Regions from separate parts of the Mus musculus genome. Here region 1 is linked to region 2. Evidence: chromatin contacts called from ENCODE Hi-C or POLR2A ChIA-PET data. All regions are on one chromosome and are shown on one strand. The core of a region is the stretch at or near the end of the contact, and the rest is flanking DNA. Distances in the headings are between cores, read along the strand shown. Region 1 has its middle 17 kb from the start of Keap1. Region 2 holds the start of Ubl5 (ubiquitin-like 5).

Region 1 (6,623 bases), core at 735-3,234, 580 kb after region 2:
TGACCAGGCCGCCCAGTGTGGGTGCTGAGAACCAAGCCCATTCTCTGCAAGGGTAACAAGTGCTTACCCGCTGAGACATCTTTCTAGGCAGCCTTCTTTTTTTTTTTTTATTTTAATGTTTTGTTCTTAATTTTTGTTACATCTTACTATTATTTATGTGCATGTGTGAGTACGTGCACACACACATGTGCACATATCCCTCAGCACACATGTCCAGTGCAGTTAAGCCAATTGAAACTAATCCCCGTCTAATGTACAGATGGATGGGACTCAGCCTATGGTTATTTTACTTGGCTTTGGACAGTTACTGGGGTCACCCCTAATCTACTTCTAGCTGCTGGACTGGCTGCTCCCCAGCACTGTGCCCCAGATACTTGCTGTTTCTCCCAGCCATCTCCTCTCATGGAGACTTCCTCCTCTCTGCTGTGCCCTTCTTCTCTCTCTCTTCTCAATCTACGACCCCAAAAAGGCTACCCCACCTACCTCTATTCCTTCCAGTAATTGGCTGCGGTGGGTAGAATCCAGGTCATTAGCCTCAGTAGCAGACATCTTTGTCCCTTGAACCACTAGCCTACATAGTATATATTTTTTGTTTTGGTTTGGTTTTTTGTTTTCGAGACAGGATTTCTCGAACTCTGAAATCTGCCTGCCTCTGCCTCGCTAGTGCTGGGATTAAAGACGTGCACCACCACACCAAAAATAAATCCTAATGTTCTTCCTACAAAGAATGAATATTTGAGGTGACAAATATAATTATTTATTTATTTATTTATTTTTAAATAAAGATTTATTTATAGGGCTGGAGAGATGGCTCAGTGGTTAAGAGCACTGACTGCTCTTCCAGAGGTCCTGAGTTCAATTCCCAGCAACCACATGGTGGCTCACAACCATCTGTCATGGGATCTGATGCCTTCTTCTGGTGTGTCTGAAGACAGAGACAGTGTACTCATATACATTAAACCTTATAAAATGCCTACTGAGATTTTAATTTGGGGTTGATTTTATTTTTAAAACATTTATGCCGGGCGTGGTGGTGCATGCCTTTAATCCCAGCACTTGGGAGGCAGAGGCAGGTGGATTTCTGAGTTCGAGGCCAGCCTGGTCTACAGAGTGAGTTCCAGGACAGCCAGGGCTATACAGAGAAACCCTGTCTCGAAAAAAACAACAATAAAAAATTTTTATTTCTATTTTTATGTGTGTGTGTGTGTGTGTGTGTGTGTGTGTGTGTGTGTGTGTGTGTAATGGGTATCTGTAAGTGCAGTGCCCAAGAAGGCCAGAAGGGGCGCTCAGATTCTCTGGAACTAGAGTTGCAGATGATTTAAAGTCACCACGTGGTTGCTGAATCCTCTGGAAGAGCAGCCAGGGCTCAGAACAGCATCACCATCTCTCTGACAGACTAACAAGAGAGACAGACAGATACCCAGTAAGTCAGATGGAGTTTCCTGTGGGGGTTGATTAAGCAAGATCTCTCCCAGGTGTGGCAGCACACACCTTTAGTCCCAACACTAGGAAGACAGAGGCAGGTAGATTGTAAGTTCAAAGCCAGCCTTATCTATGTAGAAAGACCCTGTATCAAAAAGGCTTAAATAATAGAGTCACACGTAGCTCCGGCCATTCGGGAGCTTATATGTACGACGATACCCTTGAACTCATCATGAGTCTCCTGTTAAACTTCCTAAAGGCTTATTCCACCACACAGGCTTATCCAAAGCTTAAATCTAAACTAGTTAATGTATCTACTCAGTTTCCCTTGCTGACAAATACAATAGCACTATTCCTGTGCAGACTACACGCTGGACATAGTGTGTTTTACTACATTACTACCAACAATCTGTATTACCAGTCAAATAGGTATTTGTCCCAAGTCAGGTAAGGAGCCAGAACTGGGAGCACAAGCCCTCTCGCGCCCCCTTCTGGGCTCCTGCGGAACTACATGTACATCAGGAAGCGGCGCAGGTGCAGACCATCCGAGAGGCGGAGCTAGGGCGGGAGGCTATTCCAAGCTATTATTGGCTAAGGTCGCTGTCAGTTCTGAAGAAAATAGCCAATGAGGGTTGCGGCCGCTCGACTTCTGATCTGCAGGCTGGGTTCTACTGCCTGTAGTCCTCCTAATGACCTTGCTTTCAATTTGATTTGAACAGGATCCTAAGGTCCTTTTTCTTAGAGTATCCTGGCCCTCGCGTCAATCCTACCTTAGGGTAGTACCTAGTTTATCCTTTTATTTTTGAGACAGAGTTTCATGTAGCACAGGCTGGCCATGAACTCTTATGTCACTGAGCTTGGCCTTTCACTCCTAATTGGCTCCTCCCGCTTCCACCTCCTAACTGTCGGGATGACAGACACACACCACCACCCAACCCTGTGATATTTATCCTGAATGATCTCAGGTCGCTTTCCACTTCCTTAAAGGAAGCCTAATCAGTCACGGCCGCTGGACCCTAACTGTAGAACAACAACTGTTGTTTCTGCTCAAAGCCCTGGGCTCTGTCCGGAGCACTGCGATCTGCCCCACCCCAGCACTCTGGAGGGAAGGCAGATAACTAGGGTTTCAAGCTCACCCTCTTCTTGCAGAATAGTGATTTAGAGGCCAGGAGCTCACAGGAAGGAGGGCAAATTAGCTGATAAGGGAACTTAGCATGTCCCATGTGACATACCTCATGTGACACTGCTTACAGAATTGGGCTGATATTTCTTCTAAAATAGCCACAGAGAGAATCCAATGCACTCAGCATGCATATATATTTTTAAGTTTTTTTTTTAGGTTTGTTTTATCTATTTTTTGTGTGTGCATGAGTGTTTTGCCTGCTTCTACATCTGTGCACCACATATGTGTCTGGTGTTTAAGGAAGTGGTGAACCTCCGTATGAGCTACACATTGAACCTGGGTACTTTAGCAAGCAGAACAAGTGCTCTTAACCAGTTGAGCCAAGTCTCCAGCCCCAAGTTTTTACATTTTTATTTTACTCCTGTGGTATTTTGGCTGCATGTATATACGTGTACCACAAGACGCAGTACCAGAAGAGATCAGAAGAGGGAGATAGATGCTTAGAACTAGAGTTACAAACATCTGTGAGCCGCCCTGTGGATGCCGGCAATCAACCCCCAGTCTGTGAGAACAGCCTAAAGCTCTTAACAGTTGCACAGCCCTTGCAACCCCAGGGTATTTGGGGAGACGCCCCAGCTGTAGACAGGGACTGCCCAGATGTAAGGATGAAATTCCAGCACACGGAATAGCTGATGGCTGGTCTCCAAGGGGCCACACTCTAGCAATAATTTTCTAGAAAATCTAGCCAGTTCCATGCAACTCCATGTATTTGCTCTTGGGATGTGTGTGTGTGTGTGTGTTTTCAAGAGTTCAAAGTTAGATGTGAGTGAGGCTTCTCTTGTTTGTGGTGTTAGATGTCAGCACTAAATATCATCTCTTCATTCCCTTTCCATCCTGCACGTGTGTGTGTGTGTGTGTGTGTGTGTGTGCACGTGCGCAACTATGGGCATGATGTGCATGAGTGGGGACAACTGATTGCGGCCGAATCTCTTTTTTGCTGGGTTTGTTTGGTTGTTTGGTTGGTTTGGTTTTTTGAGACAGGGTTTCTCTGTATAACCCTGGCTGTCCTGGTGTTTGTTTATTTTTAATCCTGACTTTGATTCCTTGTTTGTTTTGACACAGGGTCTCTCTCCCACAGTTGGCTGTGTAGACCAGACTGTGTAGACCAGACTCACAGAGAGCCTCCAGCTGGCTCTCCAGGACTGGGGTCTGCACCACCTGGGTCCAGATCCTTAGTTTACTTTTCATTCTTGGTATGTCTATAGCTATATGCACATGCCTATCCTGGATTCCCCTGAAGCTGGAGTCGCAGGCCTGGTTATCTGCTCGATGTGGGTGCTGGGAACCTAACTCAGGTCCCATTCAAGAGCAGCACGTGTTTCCAACTGCTGAAACATCTGCCCAGCCAGTCTGTATTTATTAGGTCAGGGGACACATTTAGTGTGTGGCGGTCAGAGAACAACTTCCAGGAGTCGTCATTTCTGCCAAGTTGGTGCTTGGGCGTTAATTCAGGCCACCAGCCTTGCTGACTACCACTGGGCCACCTCTCTGTCCTGTTTTTGTTTTTGTTTTTGTTTTTTTCGAGACAGGGTTTCTCTGTGTATCCCTGGCTGTCCTGGAACTCACTTTGTAGACCAGGCTGGCCTCAGACTCAGAAATCTGCCTGCCTCTGTCTCCCGAGTGCTGGGATTAAAGGCCTGTGCCACCACGCCTGTGTGTGTGTGTGTGTGTGTGTGTGTGTGTGAGAGAGAGAGAGAGAGAGAGAGAGAGAGAGAGAGAAAGAGATTTTTTTAAATTTTTTTAAGTTTTTTTTTTTTTAGCTTTATGTATATGGAGATTTTGACAGCAACCTTGGAGGTCAGCAGAGGGCTTCCGATCCCCCAGAACTACAGAGGGTTGTGAGCTGCCACGTGGGTGCTGCGTATTGAACCCAGGTGCTCTGGAAAATCAACAAGTGCTCTTAACCTTAGCCATCTCTTCAGCCCATATATAAACTTTTTTTTTAAAGATTTATTTATTTATTTCATGTACGTGGGAACACTGTTGCTATCTTCAGATACACCAGAAGAGGGCATCAGATCTCATTACAGATGGTTGTGAGTCACCATGTGGTTGCTGGGAATTGAACTCAGGACCTCTGGAAGAACAGTCAGTGCTCTTAACCGCTGAGCCATCTCTCCAGCCCATAAACTTTTTTTTTTTTTTTTTTAAAGATTTATTTATTTATTATATGTAAGTACACTGTAGCTGTCTTCAGACAGCCCAGAAGAGGTCATCAGATCTCATTACGGGTGGTTGTGAGCCACCATGTGGTTGCTGGGATTTGAACTTTGGACCTTCAGAAGAGCAGTCGGGTGCTCTTACCCACTGAGCCATCTCACCAGCCCAAACTTTTTTTTTTAAATGACCTCCTAGTTAGCTTCAGCTGCCAAGTTGACAGCCCAGGCTTATCAGAGGCTGTCATGGAACACTAGCCTCTAATTCACAGAGAGCCCTTGGCCTCTGCCTACTGAGTGCTGGGATTAAAGGTGTGTGCCACCATGCCCTGTGAAGAATTTTCTTGACTGCTAATTGGTGTAAGAGCACTCTCTGTGGGTAGTACCATCCTAGGTAGCAAATCCTGGGCTGAGCAGAGGCTGGGAACTGAACCAGGAAGCTGCTCTCCTTGATGGTCTCTGCTTGGAGCTCCTGCCTTGAGTCCCTGCCCTAACTTCCCTCACTGATGGAACTGTAAATGTAAGCTGAAACAGGCTTTTTCCTCCCCAAACTGGTTTTGTTCAAGGTATCAGAGAACATCCCAGCAGCATTGAATATACAGGAGAACCATGACCTTGTTAGGTTTCAGATCCCGGCAAGCCCTGCCTCTCAGTTGACGTTTGTAAACCTGGCTAGCTCTGATTTGCTGTTTCTTAGGACTGCGTTGAAGATGACATCAGAGCCAGAAGATTGGCGGCTGACTGTGCCTACCACACAGACTTCACAGCCATTTTGGATGCTTAGTCAGGGAGGGGATGTGTGTGTGGTCCTCCATTGTGACTGTAGTTCTGGGCCGAGCTTCCCGCTCTATAGGAAGTTGATTTTCCCCTTTCTCGTTGATTTTTTTGGCTTCCCTTTTGCTGCCTGGCACGGGTGGTGGGAACCACACCTGGGTCCTCTTCGATAGCATTGAGCTCACATACCTGCTGTAACTACAACCCTTTGCTTCCCTCAGCACAACCCCCACCCCCCAGTGTGACCATAGACTTGCCTCGTAGACAGCGTGGCATCGGCAAGTGAGCACAGACACCTGAATTTGCTGCTTTGTTACTGAATAAGCTTTCGCTGAGCAGACCCCATCAGAATGCCGTCCTTAAAAGCACGAATGACATAAAATAAATCTTTGGGCTGGAGAGATGGCTCAGCGGTTAAGAGCACTGGCTGTTCTTCCAGAGGTCCTGTGTTCAATTCCCAGCAACCACATGGTGGCTCCCAACCATCTATAATGGGATCTGATGCCCTCTTCTGGTGGGTCTTCAGAGGACAGTGTACTCAAATACATGAAATAATTTTTTTTTAAAGACAACTACAGTGTACTCATATACATATAATAAATAAAAGCATGAATGACAGCAGGTCGCAGTGGCGCAGCCTTTTACCCCGGGGCTTGGGAGATAGATGCAAGTGGATCTCTGAGTTTGAGGTTCTGTGTAGTGAATTCTAGGCCAAAGACCCTGTCTCAAAAAAAAAAAAAAAAAGTTGAAGTGATGCGAGGCACTCACGTTGGGTGGCTCTCAGCCACCTGTAGTCGAACCCCCTGCTTTGCAAGAATTCCCCAGTGAGGATATGAAGGGGTAGGATAACTCAGTAATAGAGTCCCTGCCTGGAAACCCCGCCCGCCTCGTCCGCCCCGCCCCGCCCCGCCTCGTCCCCAGAGGGCTTGTGGCAGTGGCTGGCTGGGCAGTGTGCTTACCCAGCACCTACAAGACTTTGGATTTTAGCACCAGAATAGTGATGGGGGACGGGGGGATAGAGGGAAAGGAAGAGGGAGAGTCGACGAGAAAGTCGGAACTTGTTAATCATCTATCACTGGCTTCACTCC
Region 2 (7,202 bases), core at 542-3,041:
AACAAACAAACAAACAAAACCCAAACACTTCCTGGGCCTTCTCCTACAGCTGTAACTTCAGCACTCAGGAGGTTGTTGCAGGGGGTGGTTAGTTGGAAACCAGTACGTGACTCAGAGGTGTTCCTTCCTAGCATTCAAGAAACCTAAATTGCATTCCCAGTAGCACAGGAACCACACATGGGGCCCACGCTGCTAATCCCAATATTTAGAAGGTCGAGGTAGGTATCAAGCTCAGCCTCGGCTTCATAGGAAGCTGAAGTCAGCCTGGCCTAGAGGCCCTGTCTCAAAACAACCCCCTCAGCCCCCCAAGAAGCAACACCAACGAAAATCCAGAAAAATAAAAGCCTCAAGAAACTATCAAAAATAAATAAATAAAACAAACAGCAAACAAACACTAGAAAGCAAAATAAAGCAACCCCCACCCCCATGTCCCAGGGCAGGGGGTGGCTCTCCCCGCACCGCTCCCGGGTCCCGCATACCGTGTAGAGCGTCAGGTCGACGTGTCGCCATAGCCACCGGTCATCCACTAGCCTCTTCCAGCGGTGACAGACCCTGGAGGAGTGGACCGGCCGTTAGAACGACCCCGGCCCGCTAGGACCGGATCCGCATCTCCTGCCGAGCCCATGCCCGGCTCTTTCCCCCGAGGAGCGGGGCGGCACCTGGAGATGCGGATCCGGTCCCGGACAGGGAGGTAAGAGAAGATCTCCAAGAGCACCAAGTCTGGGAGGTCAAACAGAGTCGCCATGGTCCAGCTGTCGCACGCTTCCGTTTCCGGTGGCGGCGAGGCCGCGTTCCCTGGACAGCGCTGGGGTGGTCGGACTGGCCAAACCGGCGCGACTTTCAGAGGCCCGCCGAGAATCCCTACTTTTCTAGGAAAGTGCCCGAGGCCCCGGGACTGGACAGGCGCGGGCTGACGACCGTTTAGAGGTCAAGACTAGAGACTGACTAGGCCTGACTGGCTTGGCTAGCGGATGGAACTGGAAATAGGAAAACCTGGATGTGGCTTGGGAGAGGAGGGGGCACGAGGCGTGGCCAGGGCCAAGAGGAAGACGAACAGCAAACCCAGAAGGCTGGAGGTGACGAGTGCCTCGGGGGCGTGGCCATAAGGTGGAGCTAAGTATAAGCAGCAAACCCAAAAGGGGTCCGCAGACAACCCAGAAGGCGTGACTCTAGGAAAACCTGGATGTGGCTTGGTGGAGGAGGGGGCACGAGGCGTGGCCAGGGCCAAGAGGAAGGCTAACAGCAAATCCAGAAGGCTGAAGGTGAAGAATGCCTCGGGGGCGTGGCCATGAGGTGGAGCTAAGTATAAGCAGCAAACCCAAATGGGGTCAGCAGACAACCCAGAAGGCGTGACTCTGGCGAGGAGGGGGCTCAGGGCGTAGTCATAGCCGGGAGACGTGGCGAGCAGAGGCAGGTAGACCCCACGCAAGCTGGGATGAAGAAAGCAACACGCCTAGAAAGCGTGGCTCCGACGGGCGGGGAGTGGTCCTGAGGCGTGGCCAAGGGGCCCAGGGGCCAGGAGGCCCGGGGGCCCGGGGGCCCGGGGGCCTGGAGGCCAGTCAGAGGAAAAGCAGCAAACTCCCAAAGTGGGACTCTGGGAGAGAGGATAAAAGACAGAGACGAAGGGCAGCAGGCGTTGCAAACAAGGCCAAAGTACTAGCATTTGAAAAAGCGCCGCCGAGTGGAAGGGTGTGGCCAGCGGCAGAGGAGCTGATTGGAGGCCGTCCACAACAATGGGAAGGCGTGGCTTCAGTAGGAAGAGACAAGGGGCGCGTCTAGAGCTAAGCGACTAGTGGCGTGCGGAGGTTTGGCTTGTGCTGGAAAAGGCTTAGGGTTACTGCCAAGGCAGAGATCAGCCTGCGACCAGACCGTATGTATACCCAGGAGGCATGACTTGAGCAGGGAAAAGTTAACAGAGCAACAAACCCAGAAACCATGACTTGTGTGGGAAGGGGCTCAAGGACTAGGGATCCTAATTGCGCCTGAAGACTAAACTTGTAAAACCTAGCTTAGGCGGAACAAGGTCCGATATAGGGGATGGAATCAAGTTTGGAATGGCTGGGCGACAAAGGGACAGGCTGGGAGACTTATGACTGGAAGAATGGATAAGAGCAGCGACGGGGGCCCTAAAAGCATCGCTGGAGACAGAAACAAGAGCTAAACCAGGAACTGGGTGTGCAGCTCAGTGGGAGAGCCTTTGGCTGGTAAGCATGCTTAGCAGGCCCTAGGTTCGACCTCCAACACTAAAACAAATACCAAAACAAAACAAGAAAAACAAACCCCACCACTTTTCTTGTATGTATGCCAAGAGACTTAAAGCCTGAGAAGTTTTTTTTCGAGACGGAAACGAATCCGGTAAAGCCTGAGAAGTCTTTTCAGGACGGAAACGAGGCATTGGGGAGACTGGAACATATCTAAGCACTAAAGACACAGAACAGGACTTCATTCGAAACTGAAAGGTGTGACTGGGATGGGAGTGAGGGGCCAGCAGGACGGCCAAGCCAGGGAGGCGTGGCCACAGCCGCAATAGAAAGCAAGAATAATGCCTTTTGCTGCCTACGCATAAGGATTAAATTTTGTATAAGTCGTATTAGGTAAGCACAAGGCGCTGGGTAAGACTTTTCTTTTTCTTGAGTCAATATATGCTTACCTTGCTAAGAATCCTGTCTGCTAAGAAGAAATCGCTCAATAGAGGCAAAACTGGTTGAATTTAAGAAGGGATTCCTCTCCCACCAGCTCTCGCGATTCTTTAATCTGGAACAAGATTAAAGAATCAAAGCAAAAGCTCTTTCCCCGTATGCTATTTCCAACATCTTCGCAGGCAGGACACGGACACGCGGAGTGGTACGCAACATGCATGGCCTCTCAACCAGGATCCGACTTAGTTTTCATCAACTGCAGCCTGCACCCCTGGAGTCTCTGAAACGGTCACTACGACCAGGGGCGGGGAAGCAAGCACAGGGTTTGAGGCTGAGCTTTGAATGAAAGCAGAAAGCCACAGGCCCTGCATGACTCCATTTCGGCACACCTGCAGCCGGGATTCCGCGGTAGGAGGATTGTCTGGCTTGGGAGTAGTCGAGCACCCCGCCGCTGAGATCCTTTAGGTTTCTTCCATGATGAAGGAATCTCCAACACCAGTTCCAACGTCCGCTGTAAATCCATTCTTAGCAAGTCCCAGCTCATCCACACTGCGCAACAGAATCGCAAATCCTAGCCCGGAACCCGGAAGCACCTAAGGGCCGGTGGTTCCGTTATATCACTTCCGCTTCCTGTTTGCAGGCTTAACTCCGGCCGGGGTTCCTCGCTCGAGCTACGAGTTGTGTCGTCGATAGGTTCGAGGATATTGGAGGTGAGAAGGCTAAAATGAGAGGCCCGAGATCACGGGAAGCTGCCAAGACTTGGGAACCTAGGGGTTGCGGGAGGCAAAGCCGGGTGAGTCTGGGGCCCGGACTGCCGCAGTTAAGGGGCGGAGTCGCGACTGTCTGTAGTCCGGGCAATTGAAACTGTAGACTGGGGCTGCAGGGGATTGCATCTGGTGTTAGGGGAACTGTGACCAGAGAGCTCAACCTAGGAAGGGGCTTTAGGAACCTGGGCGACCCCGAAAGGCCTGACTCTGTTGCTTTTCATCCCTCCCTCCACCTGGTGTAGCTCCAGCCACAATGATTGAGGTGGTTTGCAACGACCGTCTCGGAAAGAAAGTCCGCGTTAAGTGCAAGTATCCACCGAGGGGTGACTGGCAGTGGCTCTGGGGCAGATGGTGGTGTTGGATGGTTTCAGTTAAATGACGCTTATGGGGAGGCCTGATTACGTCTTCCTCGGTCTACCTCTTCCTTTCATTTACCTTAACTCCTTCGTGCCCAGCACCGATGACACCATCGGCGACTTGAAGAAACTGATAGCTGCTCAAACTGGCACCCGCTGGAACAAGATCGTTCTTAAAAAGTGGTAAGTAAGTGCAGTATTAGGCTAGAAGGTTTCGGTTGGGGTGAGCACCTCAGGCAACCCCGAAGAGTACGCAGCTTGTTTTCAGAACAAAAGACACCCCACCCCTTATCAGCTTCTCTCTGAATCCCTTAGGTACACGATTTTTAAGGACCACGTGTCTCTGGGAGATTGTATCCTTTTCCTGAAGTTCATGAAAGAAGCCATGTATTTATTTATTTATTTATTTATTTATTTATTTATTGGTTTTTCGAGACAGGCTTTCTCTGTATAGCCCTGGCTGTCCTGGAACTCACTTTGTAGACCAGGCTGGCCTAGAACTCAGAAATCTGCCTGCCTCTGCCTCCCAAGTGCTGGGATTAAAGGCGTGCGCCACCACGCCCGGCAAGAAGCCATGTATTTATCTCGAGTTCTGGTTCTATACTGAAACCTGTACAGAAATTAAGCAAGAGGAATATTTAACTTAGAATGTACCCTGTTGTGACTACTGAGAAAATGGAAACTGTGGAATTATTTTGTTGGTGAACAGGGTGGTTGGTGAAATAGTTTAACTTGGCTTGGAAGGATTTTGATATTCAAGTTCAAAATATTAATTACTTAACGCCAACCTGACTGTTGGACAGAAGGTGAAGGTGGCATATGACTGTAGTTGAGGACAATATATATATATTTTTTTAATTTGAGGAGGGAGGGTCTGGATCTTTTGTCTGCAGTTATGTGTGCACCACATGCATGCCTGCTGCTGACAGAGACCAGGAGAAAGCTTCCAATTCCCTGGAGCCACCACGTGAGTCCTGGGACATAAAGCCAGGTCTCTGGAAGAACAGTCCCAAGTACTCTTCACCTGCTGAGCTATCGCCAACCTGAGGATGAGCATTTAAGAAAATGTATTGTTGTGTGTGTGTGTGTGTGTGTGTGTGTGTGATGGGGTGGAGGGCACTTGAGGACAAACAAACAACTTTGCCTTTTCGGCAGTCTTAAGCTCCACTGAATATTATTTATAGTTTGAGTTCTTAGATCAGAGCGTCCATTCCTTTATCCAGGGTGGATGTTGAGCTACAGGATCCAGCTGTGAGCAGATGGAAGGTAGTCATCTCTCCGTCAAAGTTCCTTAACACGTGTCCTTCAGATGAAATCCACGATGGGATGAACCTGGAGCTTTATTACCAGTAGAGGGGGATTCCTTCTCCTCCTCGCCCTGCTCTGCCCTGCCCTCCTCTCCCATCCTCATCTGACACTGGTGTAGATGGTCATTTTTAACAGTTCACATGAATAAAAACTTGGCTGCTGCTTTGCTGCTGTCATACTTGTGTGAGAGTTGTGTGTGAGGGCAGAGCTGCTGTCTAGTAGTTAGGGGGTACTGCTACTTGAGGGGAAGATTGACTGGAAGCTGGGCCTGGTTGGTGATGCACACCTGGCATCTCAACACTTGGAAAATTTTTTGTCTTGAAAGTCCTGTGTAGACCAGGTTATGAACTGGCTGTGTACCACAATGACCGTGACTCCTGCCTCCACTACAAGTGCTGAGATTGAAAAGGTCTCAGTTTTGCTTTTAAGGAATTGCCAGGAGCTGTGGATGCCTCATGGATTTCATCTACCCTCCATAGTATGGCCCAAGTTTGGAAATGGAAAGGAAGGCTGTCTGTTACGTGTAGCCCTAGACAAATACTAGAGGATGGGTAATTTGTGAAGAATGGTTTGGTTTTGGTTTTGGTTTTTTGAGACAGGGTTTCTCTATGTAGCCCTGGCTGTCCTGGAACTCACTTTGTAGACCAGGCTGTCCTGGAACTCAGAAATCCGTCTGCCTCTGCCTCCCGAGTGCTGGGATTAAAGGCGTGCACCACCACGCCCGGCGAAGAATGTTTTTTTGTTTTAGTGGAGAGATGGGCAGACTGCTTGCCCTACAAGCAGGAGGACCTGAGTTTGCTCCCTGAACCCACGTGAAAATGCTGGATGTGCAGGTGTACGCTTAACCTCACCACTGGACAGCTCTCTGGCCTCACTCGCTATAGTTATTCTGGCTTGTTTGAAAAGTAGTGAAGTACTAAAATTACTTTTACTGGCTATTTTGTTACAGCAGTCAGAAATGTAACACAATGGGTGACATAGTGAGATCCAAACAGGATTTATTAGAGCCCCTTCCAGGTTTTGGTCCAACTGTTCCAACAATGGCTGTCTCTCAGTGGCAAGTCCAAGATTCAGTCCATAGGCTGGATACCAAAGTCTCTCATCTAATCTAGGAATTGTGTGAAGAAACCATCTCCTAGGCAATTCTCAGCCATTGCAAGATATTCCTGGATTCTTGAACTAAGGTCATGCAAAGGCTCTGAAATTCCCATGGGAAGAACAACCCCATAAATTTCAGATAACAATCACTGAATATTAACAAAAGATTACTTCAAGGCCTTAGTGTCAATCACTCCAAAATAAATGCCAGGTATAATGGCTCTTCTAAAATTCCCATTTCAAAAAACCTCAGGTTTAGGGTGGTCTTCCTACCTTAAATGATTCGGAGGAGAAACCATCCCTTGCAGGTGTGCTCAGCTTGCTTGGCTTTTAGTTAATTCTAGATGTAGTCAACTTGACAACCAAGAACAGCCATTACACCCATGTATAAAAATAAGTACATATTTACATATATACTACTTAGATTTAAATTTTTCCTTATGTGCATGTGTTTATGGGGAGGGGCAGACATCCGTGTACCACAGTGCACATGTGAAAGTTAAGGGACAACTTAACAGGAGCCAGTTCTCCCCTGCTACTTTGAAGGTCCTAAGGTTGGAACTCGGGCCATCAGGCTTGGCAGCAACACTCTTACCCAAGGAACTACCTCATTGGCTCTGTAAGTACTGTTGGCACGGTACTCTTGTGGGTTTTTCTTTCCAAGGCTGAGCTCAAACCCAGAGCCTCGCATAGTCTAACCTGGTCATACTACTGAGCTGGCTTAGCCTTTACCTTAGTGTGCATGTTTGAGCTTATGTGTGTGTGCACTATGCCATGGCCTGCTTGTGGAGGTCAGAGGACTACCCTGGCTGTCAGTTCTAGTCTTGTTTGAGACATGATGTCTTTGTTTTCGCTGCTTGTACTTGAGGCCACTGGTTTGGTAGCCAAAGCTCTAAAGGAACAGAACATGTGGGATGAATATTTTCTATGAGGGTTATTCAGGTGGCTCACAGACTTTGGTTTGAGTAGTCCAACAGTGGCATCTCCTGGAGGGAGAGAAAGGTCAAGGATCTGGTGGTGGTTCGGTTCACTGC

What was found. A loop is a pair of places that touch in the nucleus more often than their neighbours do. ChIA-PET counts read pairs that join two places held with the same protein, here RNA polymerase II (POLR2A).
Region 1: a loop to region 2 is called in a map of T-helper 17 cell, with 3 times the contacts of the local background. The contact joins the enhancer-like site here to the promoter of Ubl5 in region 2. A Hi-C loop is called at or near these places in 1 of 37 maps with a recorded cell type or tissue (T-helper 17 cell). POLR2A ChIA-PET finds 5 or more read pairs at or near these places in 1 of 5 experiments (embryonic stem cell).

What each region holds. Positions count from the first base shown.
Region 1 is chr9:21,218,692-21,225,314 of GRCm38, forward strand. No RefSeq gene overlaps it. Among named protein-coding and RNA genes, the nearest start is that of Keap1, 17 kb to the right of the region's middle. Within about 2 kb of position 1,985, at least 1 of the 3 ENCODE cell types and tissues checked has a DNase peak (open chromatin) inside an H3K27ac peak, as active enhancers do.
Region 2 is chr9:20,641,545-20,648,746 of GRCm38, forward strand. Ubl5 (ubiquitin-like 5) reads left to right here and starts at 1,792. Exons shown (of 5, transcript NM_025401.4): 1 at 1,792-3,349; 2 at 3,649-3,715; 3 at 3,862-3,945; 4 at 4,078-4,115; 5 at 5,072-5,248. The coding sequence starts at 3,660. The coding sequence ends at 5,115. Fbxl12 (F-box and leucine-rich repeat protein 12) reads right to left here and starts at 1,262. Exons shown (of 3, transcript NM_013911.3): 1 at 660-1,262; 2 at 480-552. The coding sequence starts at 745.